Regions from separate parts of the Homo sapiens genome. Here regions 1 and 2 are each linked to region 3. The links are chromatin contacts, found by Hi-C or POLR2A ChIA-PET in ENCODE. All regions are on one chromosome and are shown on one strand. The core of a region is the stretch at or near the end of the contact, and the rest is flanking DNA. Distances in the headings are between cores, read along the strand shown.

Region 1 (4,754 bases), core at 1,769-4,268, 79 kb after region 3:
AGCAGCTTCTGGCACATGCAGGAGAAGCTGGGCATTGTGCAGGGCATCGTAGGTGCCCGCAACACCTCAGCCGCCTCCACTGCACAGCTTGTGGAGGCCACAGAGGAGCTGCGGTGCGGAAGGGCCTAAGAATACATGGTGGGATGGGGCAGAGGCCCAGTGGACCAGGGCTGAAGCCTCTCTAAACACCCCCCTCTCCATCATTGCAGGCGTGAAATTGGGGAGGCCACTGAGCACCTGACTCAGCTCGAGGCAGACCTGACAGATGTGCAAGATGAGAACTTCAATGCCAACCATGCACTAAGTGGTCTGGAGCGAGATAGGCTTGCACTTAATCTCACACTGCGGCAGCTCGACCAGCATCTTGACTTGCTCAAACATTCAAACTTCCTGGGTGAGTTGTTAGCCAACTAGGCAGGTGGACCAGGGTCAGTCTTCAGCTGACTGTCTGCCTCTGCCCAATTTAGGTGCCTATGACAGCATCCGGCATGCCCATAGCCAGTCTGCAGAGGCAGAACGTCGTGCCAATACCTCAGCCCTGGCAGTACCTAGCCCTGTGAGCAACTCGGCAAGTGCTCGGCATCGGACAGAGGCACTGATGGATGCTCAGAAGGAGGACTTCAACAGCAAACACATGGCCAACCAGCGGGCACTTGGCAAGCTCTCTGCCCATACCCACACCCTGAGCCTGACAGACATAAATGAGCTGGTGAGGTTGAAGTGTTGGGTGGGGCAGGTGGGTGTAGATGTTCCTCTCACAGGGCCCTGACTTGTTCTGTGCCTGGCAGGTGTGTGGGGCACCAGGGGATGCACCCTGTGCTACAAGCCCTTGTGGGGGTGCCGGCTGTCGAGATGAGGATGGGCAGCCGCGCTGTGGGGGCCTCAGCTGCAATGGGGCAGCGGCTACAGCAGACCTAGCACTGGGCCGGGCCCGGCACACACAGGCAGAGCTGCAGCGGGCACTGGCAGAAGGTGGTAGCATCCTCAGCAGAGTGGCTGAGACTCGTCGGCAGGCAAGCGAGGCACAGCAGCGGGCCCAGGCAGCCCTGGACAAGGCTAATGCTTCCAGGGGACAGGTGGAACAGGCCAACCAGGAACTTCAAGAACTTATCCAGAGTGTGAAGGACTTCCTCAACCGTGAGCCTCCCACGTGTCCCAGGCCATGTGGTTGTCCCCTTTGGCAACTCCCGGTGTCTGTATCTCCCTTGGTTCATACTTGAGCCTCAGGGACTACACTGGATTAGTGTTTATGATCCCTTGACTGGCTCCTGAGTTATTGCCCATATGTGGTCCCAGGTCCATGTTCTTGAGTCTGAGCCCCTTGTATAGTCCCTGTCCTTGTGATTATATCCTTATGCCTGGTAACAAACCCCTATCCCATGTACATGTCCTGAGTCCATACCCCAAAACTGTATCCTCATGCCCATGCTGGAGAATCTATGTTCTTAAGTTCTTGCTGTGTCCCTATAGAGGAGGGGGCTGATCCTGATAGCATTGAAATGGTGGCCACACGGGTGCTAGAGCTCTCCATCCCAGCTTCAGCTGAGCAGATCCAGCACCTGGCGGGTGCGATTGCAGAGCGAGTCCGGAGCCTGGCAGATGTGGATGCGATCCTGGCACGTACTGTAGGAGATGTGCGTCGTGCCGAGCAGCTACTGCAGGATGCACGGCGGGCAAGGTCTGACCCCATCCCTGGCCCCTATCCCTGACACCTGGTTTTGATACCTCCAGGTTCTGATTCCCCCTTCTCCCCAGGAGCTGGGCTGAGGATGAGAAACAGAAGGCAGAGACAGTACAGGCAGCACTGGAGGAGGCCCAGCGGGCACAGGGTATTGCCCAGGGTGCCATCCGGGGGGCAGTGGCTGACACACGGGACACAGAGCAGACCCTGTACCAGGTGAGGTCTTCCTAGGACATCAGTGGGACAAGGTTATGGGCATGAACCGTAGATCTGTGTAACCTTTGGCTCACCCATGGCAGGTACAGGAGAGGATGGCAGGTGCAGAGCGGGCACTGAGCTCTGCAGGTGAAAGGGCTCGGCAGTTGGATGCTCTCCTGGAGGCTCTGAAATTGAAACGGGCAGGAAATAGTCTGGCAGCCTCTACAGCAGAAGAAACGGCAGGCAGTGCCCAGGGTCGTGCCCAGGAGGCTGAGCAGGTGGGTTGAGGCAGAGCCAGCTGGAGAAGGTAGGGGTGGAAGATGGGCCTCCACTGAGCTACCACGCTAACCTAACCCTCTACATCTGCAGCTGCTACGCGGTCCTCTGGGTGATCAGTACCAGACGGTGAAGGCCCTAGCTGAGCGCAAGGCCCAAGGTGTGCTGGCTGCACAGGCAAGGGCAGAACAACTGCGGGATGAGGCTCGGGACCTGTTGCAAGCCGCTCAGGACAAGCTGCAGCGGCTACAGGGTAAGAAATGGGGCACCAGAGACACAAGACTGCGGGAAACCCCCCCTAAACTGACACCTGCCCTTCCTAGAATTGGAAGGCACCTATGAGGAAAATGAGCGGGCACTGGAGAGTAAGGCAGCCCAGTTGGACGGGTTGGAGGCCAGGATGCGCAGCGTGCTTCAAGCCATCAACTTGCAGGTGCAGATCTACAACACCTGCCAGTGACCCCTGCCCAAGGCCTACCCCAGTTCCTAGCACTGCCCCACATGCATGTCTGCCTATGCACTGAAGAGCTCTTGGCCCGGCAGGGCCCCCAATAAACCAGTGTGAACCCCCACTGTGTTGTCTGGACTCTGATTTGGGGCGGGCGGGGGAGTCTCCAGGGGAACCTCGAGGTTGCCCCCAGCAGAACCCATGCACCGCTAAGCCACCCGAGCACCGCCTCCTTCCGCTCGGGCCCGCCCCGGAGCTGCGGGTCGCTCCGAGCCCATTCCCGCCGGAAGTGCGTCACCAGCTTGGCGCTCCGCCTCCCTCGGCCTTAGCTAGAAGTCGAAACAAAACAAGCCGCTAAGGCGGTGGCGGCGGCGCCGGGACGGGGGAGGGGCGCGCCGGAACCGGAACCGACCTGCGCCGGAACCGGAACGGAGAGCGGGTTGCCAGGGCCCGAAGAGGGCTGGCTGCGGCGGTCTCGCTCGGTGAGTGGAGCAGGCTGCAACTCGCTGGCTTGGCCGCAGCGGGGAGGCCGCAACGCGCGGCCGCGGCGGCCTGTTCAAGGTCACGGGCCGTGCCAGTCCCTACCCCTAGTGCCCCGCAGCGTGCCAGCCCACTGATGCCGGCAGGGCCGTTACGCTATGCCTGTGGCCAGCCTCCCACCTGGGAGAGGACTGGCGGCCAGCGAGGGCAACTTCGTGGGAGAGGTGGTGGCGGGCTCGGGGTTCAGAGGCTGAAGCTGGGTCGCAGCTCGACCGGGGCGCTGATCTGTGGTCAGTAACCCCGCGCTGCCATTTCAGGCCGGCTCGGGTCTCTAAACAGCCCCTTACCCGCCTCGACGTCCCTGGGGCATGGGGGAGGGACGCGACCTTCGGCTGGGGCCTGGGTGCAAGAAGGAGGCGCCGGTGGCAGGTGTCATTAAAGATCCAGCCCACCAGTACCACATCTGACCTGTAGAAGGGTATCCTGCCATCCCTCCTTCCTCCTTTACACACTTAGGGGAACACAGACTAGTCATTATCTGTCCTGCTACTGGTTCAGGCCAGGCTTGAGGCTGCCAGGAGTCCTGGATCTGTGGTCCTCCCCAGCCTCATCTCAGTATCTAGTTTCAAGACCTTCATTTTGGAGGAGGAAACAGTCCAGAATCCACTGGTGGGTCTGTGGGAAACTGTAGTGGTCCTTGTGGCTCAGAGCTCATGAGTGAAGGCATCTGGGAAGGAAGGTGATAATTTCTGTTCCAGTCTCAAACTGGATGCCCATCCTGCCTTAGTACTGGAGCAGGGTTGCTGCTGAAGAGGTAGCGTGACATCTAGATACACTTTTCAGTCCCTTTCTGCTTGGGACAGCAGCTGGGGAGAGGACTTTCTCTTGAAATGAAGAAGGACCAAGCAGTACATAGGAGCAGGTTCTTGCCAAGGGTGGGAGCTGGCAGGAGGCAGGTGGAGTGCCTTAGCCCCAGGACTTTTTCTGGGCAATGGTAGAACCTGGGTTGAGCCTGTTTACAGCCACAGAGCCTGGTTCTCCTGCGGCTTGTCTCCTGTCCTGCCTTCCTCCTCCACCTTCTATTTCTCCAGTGGTGACTAAGCAGCCAGTGAGAGTGAAGGAAAAGTGAGCACCCTGCTCGGAGTGCCAGCCCTGTGGGCTGGAGCCGTGGCTCCTCTCCAGATTGGTGGAGTAGCCTGGTCCCAGGCCATGACTTCCTTGACCTGGTGCCCCCTCAGTGAGGCTTTCACCTGTGTGGGACTGTTATGGTGGGTATCTATGAGGCTTGGCCAGAAGTGGTTGCTGCTACTTGCATTATTTATTACCTCTTCAGAATATCCTGAGAGTGTCCAGGGGTACTTAAGAGATGAGAAGATACAGCTCTGTAGCATTAGTGTCCTGTGTTGCTGAGCCCTGGGTGTAGCTAAAGAGCAAGTTGTTGGGTCTTGGCAGTGATCACTGGCTTCTTTCCATTAGGCTGTCCGTTCCTTGCTGGAGAATTTGGCCACAAAGAGTTGCCAAGATAGCTGGGCCAGGAAGAAAGCGCCGCAGCCCTGACCCAGACGCTGTTGCCGACCCCGGGGCACTCTGGCTGTCGACCAAGCGGCTCAAGATGTCTGGCGGGGCCAGTGCCACAGGCCCAAGGAGAGGGCCCCCAGGACTGGAGGACAC
Region 2 (4,626 bases), core at 2,089-4,588, 97 kb before region 3:
CTATTGTGAAGGTCTTTGCAGCTTCTTTGCTTCTCTGTCACTTTTTTTTTTTTTGAGACAGAGTCGCTCTGTTGCCCATGCTGGAGTGAAGTGGCATGATCTCAGCTCACTGTAACGTCTTCCTCCCAGGTTCAAGCGATTCTCCTACCTCAGCCACTCAGTAGCCGGGATTACAGGCGTGTACCACCACGCTCAGCTAATTTTTGTATTTTTAGTAGAGACATAGTAGAGACAGGATGTTACCTTGTTGGCCAGAACTCCTGACCTCAAGTAATCTGCCCATCTTGGCCTCCCAAAGTGTTGGGATTACAGGCGTGAGCCACCGCACCCGGCCTCTGTCACTTTTTTGGCCACACTTCATTCACGCGACTAAAGTAACCTGATCTACTAAGTGGTTCTTGAATCTGAATGTTGGGGAACCAGAAGCACGGTTCTTTTCGTACTCAGATATACCCTCACATAACCTAGGACAGCCTGTACAGAAGATTAGGCCAGATGAGAGGTGTGAGCAGCAGGTCTTAGTGTCTTACCCTGCTGATGGCTCACTGAGTAATTGTATTGCTTAGCCTTCTGGTTTTGGTTTCTTTGTCTCTAAAGAAAGTTGAGGGCCGGGCGCGGTGGCTCACGCCTGTAATCCCAGCACTTTGGGAGGCCGAGGCGGGCAGATCACGAGGTCAGGAGATCCAGACCATCCTGGCTAACACGGTGAAACCCCGTCTCTACTAAAAATACAAAAAATTAGCCAGGCATGGTGGCGGGCGCCTGTAGTCCCAGCTACTCGGGCAGCTGAGGCAGGAGAATGGCGTGAACCCGGGAGGCGGAGCTTGCAGCGAGCCAAGATTGCGCCACTGCACTCCAGCCTGGGCGACAGAGCGAGACTCCGTCTCAAAAAAAAAAAAAAGTTGAGGCAGGCTGGGCACGGTGGCTTACCCCTGTAATCCCAGCACTTCAGGAGGCCGAGGCGGGCAGATCACGAGGTCAGGAGTTCGAGACCACCCTGACCAACATGGTGAAACCCTGTCTGTACTAAAAATACAAAAATTATCCAGGCGTGGTGGTGCGCGCCTGTAATCCCAGCTACTCAGGAGGCTGAGGCAGGAGAATCGCTTGAACCCGGGAGGTGGAGGTTGCAGTGAGCCAAGATCGCGTCACTGCGCTCCAGCTTGTGTGACAGAGCAAGACTGTGTCTCAGAAAAAAAAGAAAAAAGAAAAAAAAGAAAGTTGAGGCCGGGCTTGGTGGCCAACACCTGTAATCCCAGCACTTTGGGATGCTGAGGCGGGAGGATTGCTCGAGGCCAGGAGTTTGAGACCCTGTCTCTACAAAAAATAAAAATAAAATAAAAAGGTAGGACCAGATGGCAATTTGAATTTGTATAATTTCAGCAGTTCTTCAGAAAGTACTCTAAAGAATTAAGAATAAAATGAAGCAATGTTTGGAAGAGAAAGAGATGGCCTAGCCCCCATGCTGCTGCCTGTGTATTGAGGAGGATGCTGACATAGAGGTCCTGCTTATTTGCTCTGCTTCTGACTCATCTGTACCCTGACCTCACCATACATTGTTTCTAGAAGGGCTCCTCTGCCCCTAGTGATGCCTGCTTCTCCTAATGCATTTCGCACCCTTTGTGGGGCACCCCTGTGACCTTGACCATCTCTGTCTTGCAGTACCGTGTGACTGTGCCGCTGATGGGGGCTGTGTCCGACCTGTGCGAGGCTCTCTCCAGGCTGTCTGGCATTGCTGCAGAAAATGTAAGGCGGGGTGATCAGTGGCACTCGGTCTATTTGGGATACTTCATAGCATTTGGAGTTTACTTTCAACCTTGAAGCCACTTTTTGGGGTTGTTGTTATTGCCAGCACAAATGTGATTATTTGTGTGTGTCTGGATGCCTCACTCACTATGCACATTGTGACTGAGACTGTCCCTTCCAGCTCCAGGAAACACTATCTTTCCTTCATTGGGTTCACACTAGCCGTGGTCAAAGGACCAGGAGTAGGGCTCTGCTGTCAGATCTGTGCACTGAGGGTGGCATAGAGACTGCAGACTATGGAATACTCCAGAGGCTCTGGACAACTGCTGGTTTCTGGTTAGCACCACACTCCTCGCCCTTCCTGCCAGTCGAGGGCAGATGCTACCAGCATGTTCAATTCTGATGGCAGCCATGCTGCTCCCCCTTGGGCCTTGGCCCTCAGCTCTCTGGGGCTGTTTGTGTGGTGGTTTCTCTAGAGGCAACATTTGAGTATGAGTATTTTTTTTTTCATTTGTTTCTGGGTTTTAAGCAGTTAGTAGGGGCACTCTTAGCCATTCTGTGGTCTTTCTGTTACTGTTCATTCTTAGATGGTGGTCGCAGATGTGTATAATCACCGATTCCACAAAATTTTCCAAATGGATGAAGGTTTAAACCACATCATGCCTCGGGATGACATTTTCGTGTGAGTACTCAGCAGTTTCTGCTGCAGGTCAGGTCAGAGGACACATTCTAGAGACTTTGCTGCATTCATATCTCCAGAACAAAAATGTGGGCAGTCATTGCTCATGTGGATTGGCCCTGACCCCTGGGTGCAAGAGATGGGTATTGAGGGCATCGTGGGCAGCCATCAGTGCTCAACCCCTCCTGCCCTGCAGAGCTAAACATTCTGATAACTCTCCTCAGCACAGCCACAGCCTTTTTTCAACAGTTTTGCCTATGAAGAAGGCCAAATCACTGCTCCTACAGATGGTCCTACCATCAGAGATGCCTTTCTTAAGAGGAATCCCAGCTGTGTGATGGGAAGATGGTAGTAGGGGTGTGGTACGGAAGGATCTTGTCCTTTCTCTGCCACAGGCTGTAGCTTCTCAGCGAGTACCATGATACTACCATCCCCAATGCAGAAATGACAGGGCTGATTTAAACAGCTGTTTTCAGCTCAAACATTCTGTAAGCTCTGAGACTGAGTTTCTTCATCTCTGTGAGGACAATACAAAGGCCTCCTCTGCCTTCCCACATGCTGCTTCATGGCTGCTCTGTGTAATTGTGTGTGTGTCCCTCTTCCAGGCACAGTGGTGTAATAACTTGCCGGCTGCTCCCATACATGAACTTGCCTGCTGCTCCCAGGCAGCCACTTGCCCAGGAAGTATGGAGCACAGCCGTACTGTCCCTCCCTCTTTACCTCTCACTCAGGAACTTGCCTCTGCTGAGAAAGGGTTTTAGGATTTTGTTTTGGTTTTTGTTTTTGGCTGAGGAATTCAGTATGTAAAGGAGATAGTTCCTTCCCTTTACATTTTTGGGCCTATGACTTCTAGATCTCTCTAAAAGGAATAGTTCCTAGCCACACCCAAGATCTATTTCTGTTCTCACTTGCACAGACACAGCCAAGAGCTGACACTGTGCCAAGGGCTAGAACATGGGAAAGTCCACTTTCACATATAACCCCAAGCCCTTAACATGGTCTCTGTAAATTCCAGAAAGTAGTGTTTTCACACACCTGAGCTGAAAGGAACTGGAGGATTACCCTGTGGGGAGCTTAGCAGACCACCAACAAAGGAATTTTCAGAGGGCCTATGGGCCAACCATTGGAAAAACAAATTCTTTTATAGATGAATTTGAATTGACAATTGTTTTATGAAAGCAATAGTAGCATCTGGTATTTTTATTTTATTTTATTTTATTTTTTTAGACGGAGTCTCGCTCTGTCTCCCAGGCAGGAGTGCAGTGGCGCAATCTCGGCTCACTGCAAGCTCTGCCTCCCGGGTTCATGCCATTTTTCTGCCTCAGCCTCCCGAGTAGCTGGGACTACAGGCACCCGCCACCACGCCTGGCTCATTTTTGGTATTTTTAGTAGAGCCAGGGCTTCACCGTGTTAGCCAGGATGGTCTCAATCTCCTGACCTCGTGATCCACCCGCCTTGGCCTCCCAAAGTGCTGGGATTACAGGCGTGAGCCACTGTGCTCGGCCAGCATCTGGTATTTTTTATTTTTTATTTATTTATGTTTTTGAGATAGAGTCTTGCTGTGTCACCCAGGCTGGAGTACAATGGTGTGATCGTGGCTCACTGCAAGCTCCGCCTCCCAGGTTCATGCCATTCTGCCTCAGCCTCCTGAGTAGCTGGGACTACAGGCGCGTGCCACCACACCTGGCCAATTTTTTGTATTTTAAGTAGAGATGGGGTTTCACTGTGTTAGTTAGGGTGGTCTCGATCTCCTGACCTCGTAATCCGTCCCCCTCGGCCTCCCAAAGTGCTGGGATTACAGGTGTGAGCCACTGTGCCCGGCCTGCATCTGCTACTTTTTAATGTGTTGTACACTGTGCTACTAAATTATTTAATTCTTACCACACCTTTTAAAGTGGGTAATCCCATTGTCCACCGAATAAATAGACTAAGAAGTTAGGTGCTTATTACTAGCAGCCAGAAAATGGCAATGTGGACCTGGAACCTGGGGCAGGTGCACTCCAAGGCCTGGTTCTTTACCACTATGCTGGACCACAGTATTTACTCGAGAGCACACCTTGGACATTTTTATGTATTAGAAATTCCTCCTTCATAAACTTCAGTCAGGACTGTTTGCTAGGCATTTGGGGAGGGGGGGGTGTGTGTGTGTGTGTGTGTGCGCGCGCGCGCGCACACGTGCATATGTTTAGTTTCAAAATTTG
Region 3 (4,559 bases), core at 526-3,025:
GCCTGTAATCCCAGCACTTTGGGAGGCTGAGAAAGGCGGATCACGAGGTCAGGAGATCGAGACCATCCTGGCTAACACGGTGAAACCCCGTTTCTACTAAAAATGCAAAAAATTAGCCGGGTGTGGTGGCGGGTGCCTGTGGTCCCAGCTACTTGGGAGGCTGAGGCAGGAGAATGGCGTGAACCTGGGAGGCGGAGCTTGCAGTGAGCAGAGATCGTGCCACTGCACTCCAGCCTGGGCAACAAAGCGAGACTCCGTCTCAAAAAAAACAAAAAACTGTGGTAAGTACACCCTTATTCTCAATATGTCTAAGAACCAGCTGGGGCTTGATGTACTCAAACTCAGGTTCATCTCTCTTTTGTACATGTATTTATCTCCATGCTACCTGTATAGGCTTTTAAATTCCCAGAGGATGGAAATCCCATCTCTCTAAAGCTCTCCTTGAAGATGCTAGTACAGCACTAGTAAGGAAGAGGTATTCGTTCTAAGGTGGAACACGGTCATTCCAAGGTAAATGAAAACTGAAATGCACAGATTAAAAACTTTCACCTCTCACTCTCTTTCCTATTAAAGGAAGCATAAAAGGGGAGAAAAAGTTGAGTGCATGCAAGGAATGGAACTATATACAAGGGAAGGGCCCTGGCAGGGTGGGTACACAAGGGAGGAACACGTGAGGGGGAGAGGACCGCCCCGATTGGCATGGACTACCTCATCTGACCACCGTCGTCAACTCTACTGCGACAATCTTTTTTCTTTTCTTTCTTTCTTTCTTTCTTTCTTTCTTTCTTTCTTTCTTTTTTTTTTTTTTGAGACCGAGTCTCACTCTGTCGCCCAGGCTGGAGTGCAGTGGCGCGATCTCAGCTCACTGCCACCTCCGCCTCCCAGGTTCTAGTGATTCTCCTGCCTCAGCCTCCCAAGTAGCTGGGATTACAGGCATGCGCCACCACGCCCTGCTAATTTTTGTATTTTTAGTAGAGACGGGTTTTCGCTATGTTGGCCAGGCTGGTCTCGAGCTCCTGACCTCAGGAGATCCGCCTGCCTCAGCCTCCCAAAGTGTGGCGTGAGCCACCGCAGCCGGCCTACTGCGAGATTCTTGAGGCTGCGATGTGAGGCCCTCCAGGTGCCCCTCCCGTTCCTCCACTGCAGAAAGTTCTAGCAGAAAAAATCAGGTCTCTTACTCAGACTTCAGGCCCCCTGTGGCCACCGGCCCGCCTCAAACACTAATGGCCGGCCGCCTCTCTCATTTTCCGCCTCTTCTCCACCTGGAGACACGCTCTGAGCTCCTAGACTAAATCCTTCTGATGTCTTTCCAGAGGCCTCACAGGGTTTTCCCTACTCATAATCAAAGAGAAATCCCAGCGGGCTTCTCTGGGTCTCCGCTCACTCTGGCTCCCGGGGCGTACCCGGTCTCACTCCTCAACTCCAGGCGGGGATCTGGGATAGGAGGTCGCGGACCCCTGCGAATCGGATGAAAACTGCTCTCCAAGGATAAGCGCGGAAGTGAAGCCTCCTTCAAGAGCCAGAGCGGCCATCGCCATAGGGAAAGAAAGGGCAGGGGAGGGACTACAAGACCAACGTCCCGGGAAAGCCCGGGAGGACCGCTGGTATCCTGAACCCAGACCCACGGCCCCATCCGGCTCCTCAGCCCCTCCCCCCGCCTTTCCCCAACCCACCCTGCCCAAAGCCCTCCTGTCCCCACCTCTGGCTGCTGGCACGCGCCCGACCTGGGGCTGCCCTGACGTGGCTTCGAGGTGGCCGCGTCCCGCTGCCTCTGCAACGGCACGCGCGGCCCCGCCCCCAGGTCCTCTTCTGACCAATAGGGATTCCGTCCTGTCCCAGGGCCCCGCCCCGCCACGACAGGCAGCTAACGGTTTTAACTGTCCTAACGGCAACTCGCGCGGCCCCGCCCCCAGGGTCTCCTCTGACCAACTGGGATTCCGTCCAGTCCCCAGGGCCCCGCCCTCGCCGCGACAGGCAGCTAACGGTTTTAACCGTACTAATGGTCTCAACCGCGCTGATTGTGGGCCCCGCCAAGCTGCCTGCCTGGCGCCACACCGCTGCACGCCACACCCAGCCCACGTGCACCCCATGCAACGTTCCCTCACACCCCCACACTCACGCCGGAATGGCCACCCTCGGCCCACCTGGCATGCAGATCTACTCACTTGTCGCTCGACCTACACTCCACTGTGTATGACCAGAACAAGGAGGCCCTGGTCCCCAGGAATGGCAAGGCGCCACCTGTGAGGACAGCATGTGGGGTGGAACTGGTGGCCAGGGGCCAGAGCACAGATGATACTTGGGTGGTCTGAGCAAGGGCAGGACAGGCGGAGCAGCTGGCACGAGAGGCGCCGTGGGCAGATGGGGACATCGAACCGGGCCCCTGGAGGAAAGAGAAAGGAGGCAAGAAATCTTCTGAGGTTTCTGGCCTGCTGGATGCTGGAGTGGCCTGAGGGCAGGGACAGTGCGGGTAGGCAGGAAGGATCTATGTAACTCTGCCTCTGGTGCTTATAGATGACTTAGAAAGCAAAAAACATGCTTGAGACCAGCCTGGGCAGCATGGCGAAACCCCAGCTCTACAAAAAATTAGTCCGGCGTGGTAACACATGCCTGTGGTCCCAGCTACTCGGAGGCTGAGGCGGGAGGATCGTTTGAACCTGGGAGGTAGAGGTTGCAGTGAGCCGAGATCGCGTCACTACACTCCAGCCTGGGCGACAGAATGAGACCCTGTCTCAAAAAACAAACAAAAACAGGATGCAATCACCAATGGAGTATAAATGGAAAGGAGATTGGATTCAGCCCCAGGACACACCAGTTTAGAGGACTTTGGAGATGAAGGAAAAGCAGCCAAGGAGTTGGAGCAAGCCTGGTCAGGAGACGGGGAAAGACACCAGGAGAATGAGGCATTCTGGAAGGCACTTGGAACTGCTTCAAAGAGGAGGCAGAGATCAGCTATGACAAATGCTGCGGATGTGTTCAGGGAAGATTAGTTAGAATTAACTTTGAGTGACCTTGGTAGGAGCAGTTACAGTGATGTAGTGAGGATGAAAACCTGATTTGTGTATGGATTCAAAAAATCAAGAGGAGAGATTTGGCATATCCATACAATGGACAACTACTAAGCAATAAAAAGGAATGAACAATGGATACAACAACATGAATAAATTTCAAAATAATTACGCTGAGTGAAAGCCAAACACAAAAGAATACATACTGTATGATCCCATTTATATAAAATTCGAGAAAATGCAAATTAATCTATAGTGACAGAAAGCAGAGGTGTGGCATTGCCTGAGGCAAATGAGTGCCATAAGGAAAGATTACGACTAGGCAGAAGGAAACTTGGGGTGATGAACATATTTACTATCTTCTTCTTCTTTTTTTTTTTTTTTGAGATGGAGTTTCACTCTCAGGAGTTTCACCCAGGCTGGAGTGCAATGGCACAATCTCGGCTCACCACAACCTCCACCTCTGAGGTTCAAGCGATTCTCCTACCTCAGCCTCCCAAGTAGCTGGGATTACAGGTGCCTGCCACCACACCCAGTTAATTTTGTATTTTTAGTAGAGACAGGGTTTCTCCATGTTGGTCAGGCTGGTCTCAAACTCCAGACCTCAGGTGATCCACCCACCTCAGCCTCCCAAAGTGCTGGGATTACAGGTGTGAGCCACCACGCCTGGCCATATTTACTCTCTTGATGGCAGTGTTTCAGAGGTGTATACATATATCGAAATGCATCAAATTGTACATTTTCAATATGTGCAGTTTATCATGTATTAATTTTACCTAAATAAAGCTATAAAAATTAAAACATGGCTGGACACCATAGCTCATGCCTGTAATCCCAGAACTTTGGGAGGCCAAGGTGGGAGGATCCCTTGAGTCCAGGAGTTTGAGGTTAGAGTGAGCCATGATCATGCCACTGCACTGAAGCCTGAGCAACAGAGCGAGACTGTCTAAAACACATTTTTTTTAAGTAAAAATGGCCTGGGCATGGTGGCTCATGCCTGTAATCCCAGCACTTTGGGAGGCCAAGGTGGGCAGATCACGAGGTCAGGAGATTGAGAACATCCTGGCTAACACGGTGAAACCCCGTCTCTACAAAAAATACAAAAAAAAAAAAAAAATTAGCCGGCTGTGGTGGCACGAGCCTGTAGCCCCAGCTACTCGGGAGGCTGAGGCAGGAGAATCGTTTGAACCTGGGAGGCGGAGGTTGCAGTGAGCCGAGATGGCGCCACGGCACTCCAGCCTGGGCAACAGAGCGAGACTCCATCTCAAAAAAAAAAAAAAAAAAAGTAAAAACGTGGCCTGGCGCAGTGGCTCACTCCTGTAATCCCAGCACCCTGGGAGGCCGAGGCGGGCAGATCACGAGGTCAGGGGATGGAGACCATCCTGGCTAACACAGCGAAACCCCGTCTCTACTAAAAATACAAAAAATTAGCCAGGCGTGGTGGTGGGCGCCTGTAGTCTCAGCTACTTGGGAGGCTGAGGCAGGAGAATGGCGTGAACCCAGGAGGCAGAGGTTGCAGTGAGCTGAGATCGCACCACTGCACTCCAGCCT

Evidence for each region. Hi-C counts contacts between places; a loop is a spot of excess contacts on that map. ChIA-PET counts read pairs that join two places held with the same protein, here RNA polymerase II (POLR2A). Pooled maps may share reads with other maps.
Region 1: a pooled map shows a loop between it and region 3 (2.5-fold over the local background). The contact joins the promoter of USP19 here to the promoter of IHO1 in region 3. A Hi-C loop is called at or near these places in 3 of 50 pooled maps. POLR2A ChIA-PET finds 5 or more read pairs at or near these places in 7 of 52 experiments (AG04449, B cell, GM12878 and 4 more).
Region 2: a pooled map shows a loop between it and region 3 (2.4-fold over the local background). The contact joins the enhancer-like site here to the promoter of IHO1 in region 3. A Hi-C loop is called at or near these places in 3 of 50 pooled maps. POLR2A ChIA-PET finds 5 or more read pairs at or near these places in 5 of 52 experiments (BJ, H1, HepG2 and 2 more).

Annotation. Positions count from the first base shown.
Region 1 is chr3:49,119,087-49,123,840 of GRCh38, reverse strand. USP19 (ubiquitin specific peptidase 19) reads left to right here and starts at 3,018. Exons shown (of 27, transcript NM_001199161.2): 1 at 3,018-3,085; 2 at 4,560-4,754. The coding sequence starts at 4,696. It overlaps LAMB2 (laminin subunit beta 2), which reads left to right. Exons shown (of 32, transcript NM_002292.4): 24 at 1-113; 25 at 210-394; 26 at 468-709; 27 at 789-1,137; 28 at 1,471-1,678; 29 at 1,756-1,897; 30 at 1,981-2,157; 31 at 2,249-2,408; 32 at 2,479-2,727. The coding sequence ends at 2,615. RefSeq lists enhancers at 1,741-2,729, 2,730-3,719 and a silencer at 2,838-3,157.
Region 2 is chr3:49,295,672-49,300,297 of GRCh38, reverse strand. USP4 (ubiquitin specific peptidase 4) reads left to right here. Exons shown (of 22, transcript NM_003363.4): 12 at 1,663-1,746; 13 at 2,334-2,428. Among named protein-coding and RNA genes, the nearest start is that of C3orf62, 21 kb to the right of the region's middle. Within about 2 kb of position 3,338, at least 11 of the 41 ENCODE cell types and tissues checked have a DNase peak (open chromatin) inside an H3K27ac peak, as active enhancers do.
Region 3 is chr3:49,196,714-49,201,272 of GRCh38, reverse strand. IHO1 (interactor of HORMAD1 1) reads right to left here and starts at 1,775. Exons shown (of 8, transcript NM_001135197.2): 1 at 1,700-1,775.